Regions from separate parts of the Homo sapiens genome. Here region 1 is linked to region 2. A link is a contact called in ENCODE Hi-C or POLR2A ChIA-PET data. All regions are on one chromosome and are shown on one strand. The core of a region is the stretch at or near the end of the contact, and the rest is flanking DNA. Distances in the headings are between cores, read along the strand shown.

Region 1 (2,700 bases), core at 106-2,605, 730 kb before region 2:
TCTGCTAGCAATTGTTAATGAATTGAATTTTCATTTACTTAAACCTTGAACCAGAAAGGTTGGAGAGCCGCTTTATTATTCAATCAATGGTAATTAATGCAATGATTGTATGACAGTATTCACACATCAAAGAGACAAAAGGAAAGACCAGCAACATTGTATTCTTAGGACCACACAAGCTCTTGGAGAGCTCCTGAGCCTCCACCAAGGCTGCAAGATCATTCTGCCTCATCCTCTGTTTCTTCCCTGCTACCAGGGATCCCCAAGAGCAGGGGCGCCCAATCCCCAGGCCACGGACCACTATTGGTTTGTGGCCAGTTAGGAAATGGGCTGCACAGCAGGAGATGAACAGTGGGCAAGCGAGCATTACTGCCTGAGCTCTGCCTCCTGTCAGATCGGCAGCGGCATTAGATTCCTAATCAGCAGCGAACCCTATCGTGAAGAGGGATCTAGGCTGTGTGCTCCTTATGAGAATCTAACTAATGCCTGATGATCTGAGGTGGAACAGTTTCATTCTGAAACAGCCCCCCTCACCCCCAATCCGTGGAAAAATTGTCTTCCACAAAAACGGTCCCTGGTGCCAAAAAGGTTGGGAACTGCTGACCTAGAGCTCACACATCTCAGATGCTATCTTCACAACATTCACCCATTCTGGGAGCAGACAGAACCAGACTGATTAGGTGAATTACAAATAAAGTTTGGAAGTCTGAAATGGTGGAAACTGGGAATCCAGGGTACAAATCATCATTTAAACAAGTCTTAGAAAAAGATCAGCTATAAACTAATCAATTATACTATAATTTCAGGCACTTTTAAATGGTATTTTTATCATCTGAGTATTCATGTGCTTGTCTATAATCTGATAATGAATTCATAGAATTATTGTGCTTGTCTATAAACTGGTACTTGTGTGTCTAAACGGCTATTTTTCAACAATAGCCATTAGCTGCAATAGATCACATTTTTTCCTAATTGATTTAAATATCATCTTGCTCAAAAAGGATGTAAAGGAGTTGACATCACAACATAGCAAGATGAAAATAAGGCAAAGATGAAATAATGATGTGATAAAATCTAATTTATCCTATAAAAGTGACCCTTCAGTCTTTTTAAATAGCTGAGGAACAGAAATTCTTGCTGGCAGAAGTAGCCATAAGGCCACAGCTAGTAGGTAAACAGATAATAATGGTGAAAGTAATTATCAGAACAAATGGTCTAAATACAAGTACATTTAAGCTGTTTGCAATGGGTCTAAGACTGCATACAAAATGTGAGGTCTTCTGATGAATCTCATAAATGTCTAATGATGAATCTGCAATCATTCATGGTGACTCAAGACTCTTACACAAGCTAAGAGATAATGTAGGCACTTTGGTTAGCCTTGACATTCTTTTTTTTTTTTAAATTATTCAACACTGATTAATCCCACAAGGGAACTAAAAGGAAGACAAAGAAAATAAAGCACAGATGCTAACTTTAAAGAAATTCGAACTCTGCTGCAGTGGTTCTTCAACTTCAGTGTGCATCCACATCATCTAGAGCGTTTCTTAAAATACAAATTGCTAGGCCCCACTTCGCACAGTGTCAGAATCAGAAAGTTCAGAGGGAACCTCCAAGAATGAGTATTTCTAACAAGGTCCCAGGTGGTATGGATGCTGCTGTCTAGGGACCATGCTTTGATAAGCTCTGACTTCATGAGACAGAAGACTATAAGAACCAGACTTTCCACCAACATCAGGAACTAGACAAGGATGTCCACTTTCATCACTGAGATTCAACATTGTACTGGAAGTTCTAGCCAGAACAATTAGGCAAGAAAAAGAAAGGCATCCAAATTGGAAGAAGTAAAACTTATCTACTCACATATGACATATCCCAACGTATAGAAAATCTCAAAGATCCCACAAAAAAAATTACTAGAGCTAGCACACTAATTCAGTAAACCTGCAAGGTATAATATCTGCACAAAAAAAGCCAATTGTGTTTCTACACACCAGGAATGAACAATCAGAAAATTAAGAAAACAATTCCAATCATAACAGCATCCAAAAGAATAAAATACCTGGTGATAAATTTAATCAATGGAGTGAATGGTCTATATACTGAAACTACAAAACACTGCTAAATAGTAGCATGAAAAAGAAGATTTATTTATTTTTTTTTAATAGAGCCAGAGTCTCACTATATTGCCCAGGCTGATCTCAAACTCCTGGGGCTCAAGTGATATTCCTCGGCCTCCAAAGTACTGGGATTACAGGCATGAGCCACCACACCCAGCCATGGAAGATTTATTATTAAGCTAGCAATAATACTCAAAGTGATCTAGAGTCAATGTAATCCTATCAAAATTCCAGGGACTCCAAATAGACAAAAAGAATGAACTTGGACCCCTATCTCATATCATATACAAAAATCAACTCAAAATGGATCATAGACCTACTTATAGAAGCTTAAAAAAAATAAAACTCTTAGAAGAAAACAGAAGTAAATCTTCATGACACTGCATTTGGCAACAGATCTATAGACACCAAAAGTACAAGCAACAAAAGACAGATAAAATGAACTTCATCAAAATTAGAAACTTTTGTGCATCAAAAGACATAACTAGGAAAATGAAAACACATCCTATAGAATGGGAAAAATATTTACAAATCATATTTGATAAGGGACTTGTATCCAGAATATATGAAGAACTCTCAC
Region 2 (2,700 bases), core at 20-2,519:
CTCCAGTCACAAACTCTTTAGAGGAATGATGATAATAAATCCAATCAGTAGATTTATCTGGGAGAAGAATTAATGGGTCACATCCAATGTATATATCTTCAAATTCCTTAATAAGCAGAGATGGACCAGTATTTTTTCAGTGTCCCTGGTGATTCTATGGGGCAGCCAGGGTTAAGAATCAATGCTGCAGATATTTACATAGTCAAGTACCCAGCCTAGCAGACTAGGCATTTGCCACTCCCAATTTCAAATTCCCAGAGGAGAGAATTTGTGTGGCTCAGGTTGGGTTAGGTATATACCTCAATCCCAGTTAAGTTGGCCCAACAGGCAGGATCACATAGTGCAAACAGGTTGACTTGGGGTCTCATTCCTGTGGCTAAGGCAGTTCCTACAGAAAAATGGGGAGAAGAGTGTTATTGTATGTTGGACAGACACCTAAATATGTGGCTTGACAGATATATGGAGTTCTTACTACTTGTTCCAGAACAATTGAAGACAGCTTGCAAAGACACAAACAATGCAGGATGTTAAAAAATCCATCAAATTAAGATACCTATGGAAAATAAAAGAGATTGTAGGAGGAATCAGGTGAAAACGAGGTAAGATTAGTGTTCCAAGTTATGCCCTGAAGGCCAGCACACTCTACTAGAAGTGCATCCCAAATTTGTATGTAAGCTTCCTTGCAGCAAACACTAAAACTGAAAATCAGCTACCCAATTCCCAGTATTCATAAGGTAACATACCAGTCCCCAGGAGAAGGGCAGCTTTCCCTGAAGAGAAAAGAGTGAAGGTGAAGGAGCTGAAGAAGGTGACTTTTCAGTCACTGGAGAAGAATTTCTCTTCTTTGGCTTCGTGAGCCCTAGACTTGATCTTCTTGCAGGAAATAGGGCAATGAATTGTTACGACTTCCCTTGCCCAGACCTGTAGCCCAAGGTAAAGTGCAGAGGGCAGGGTGCAACCTGAGCTTGGTGTGGAGTGCCTGTAACACTGATGAAATAGAGAACAACTTCAGCCGAGACTTCATTTTCTTTTCTGAAGAGAAATCTCCTACTTAAAATTTCCCTTAAACCTGCTTCTCCTCCACTCCAACCACAACCCCAACCATACCATAAACTTTCTGGTGTCAAAGTTGGGTTGTTTACTTACACAAGACTCAAGCACTTAACTAGATGGAAACCACATTAGGGTTGATTCTCTTTAAAGGAACTCTGAGGGAGTTTGAAGTTCTCTATGTGATTGACATCAGTCAGTTCACAGAGGAAAGATGAGCATTTATGAGATGGGGATGTGAGATGAAAAGGAAACGAGAAAAGGAAATGAGGTTTGACAGCCAGGGTGCTGCCATTTTGAGTTCACTTTCCAGAAACTTACCCTACTGTTTATCCTCCACCTAAATCCATCTTCCAAACAGACTTGAGTTCGATCTCATTTAATTTAATCAGGAAATTTTCTATTTCCCTATATTAAGTAGGGTCGACATATCAGAGAAATGAACAAACAAAAACCAACTGTGGCAAAGAATGTCTGTTTTGTTGGCAAACAACATGAAGATGGAGATGATTCAGCCATGGGCCATTTGGAGATCATTTAAACAGCTGCCCATGCCTGGGTTCCACTTCGATGGTGCATCCAGACATAAGACTCCTAATCCAGTGCTCTTCTTTCTCCTTCAGCACTCTATTGGGCCCACTAAGCAAGTACTGAGCCATCTCAGGGCACAGAGTAAAAGGCCATGACATTCAAAGGGGCAGGGCCTTGGAATCAAACAGGTCTGGGTTCTAAACCTGCTCTGTTCAATAACTCAACCTCTCTCAGGCTAAGTTTTAACACCTCTGAAATGGAGTAATAATGCCTCCTGTTGAAGTTAGAGATAATGTAAATATTAGCAACAATGCCAAGTATTAGAAATAATACAGCACATAAATTAGAACCTGGAAGGTAAATAGGAGGAGTTCTATAACTGAAAGTAATTATTCAGTCCACCTGCTCATCAATCTACTTATTATTTTTATTGCTTTTTCCTGTTCTTTGCTAGTTCTGAATATAAGCTACTAAGTCAAGTTGGGCAGAAAGAATGGAGTAGCAATGAGAGATTTCACGGTGGCTCATGCCTGTAATCCCAGCATTTTGGAAGGCTGCGGCGGGTGGATCACCTGAGGTCGAGAATTCGAGACCAGCCCGACCAACGTGGAGAAACCTTGTCTCTACTTTTAAAAAAGTACAAAATTATCCGGACTTGGTGGTGCATGCCTGTAATTCCAGCTACTTGGGAGGCTGAGGCAGGAGAATCTCTTGAACCTGGGAGGCGGAGGTTGCTGTGAGCCGAGATCGCGCCATTGCATTCCAGTCACCGGGCAACAAGAGCGAAACTCCGTCTCAAAAAAAAAAAAAAAAAAAAAAGAATCAGCTTCCTTCAGAAAGCCACAGTTCCAGAGGAGTATTCCACATCTCTAGGAAAGTGAACATAGGGGTTCATAGTTCAGGATTCTGCAATGGTTTTGGTGGTAGGAGTAACGGGAAGTGGGAAGTAAGCTGACTTTGCCCAGTAAAGAGAGGCTGTCACTGCAGCCTCACTGTGGATGTTTGTCTTGTAGCCCGTGCGTTGGCTCTTAGGTGCCAATTCGTCCATCTGCCTTCATCAGACTGCTGCACAGCTCTGGTCAAATACCTGTCTTCTACAGATAACAGTCCTCTGCTCTC

Evidence for each region. Hi-C counts contacts between places; a loop is a spot of excess contacts on that map. ChIA-PET counts read pairs that join two places held with the same protein, here RNA polymerase II (POLR2A).
Region 1: a loop to region 2 is called in a map with no recorded cell type, with 2.6 times the contacts of the local background. The contact joins two enhancer-like sites. A Hi-C loop is called at or near these places in 1 of 37 single-sample maps with no recorded cell type. POLR2A ChIA-PET finds 5 or more read pairs at or near these places in 1 of 52 experiments (A673).

What each region holds. Positions count from the first base shown.
Region 1 is chr3:172,220,391-172,223,090 of GRCh38, reverse strand. The region is part of intron 3 of FNDC3B (fibronectin type III domain containing 3B); the gene reads right to left. Among named protein-coding and RNA genes, the nearest start is that of FNDC3B, 180 kb to the right of the region's middle. RefSeq lists an enhancer at 1-318. Within about 2 kb of position 1,355, at least 4 of the 41 ENCODE cell types and tissues checked have a DNase peak (open chromatin) inside an H3K27ac peak, as active enhancers do.
Region 2 is chr3:171,493,165-171,495,864 of GRCh38, reverse strand. No RefSeq gene overlaps it. Among named protein-coding and RNA genes, the nearest start is that of TNIK, 34 kb to the right of the region's middle. Within about 2 kb of position 1,269, at least 3 of the 41 ENCODE cell types and tissues checked have a DNase peak (open chromatin) inside an H3K27ac peak, as active enhancers do.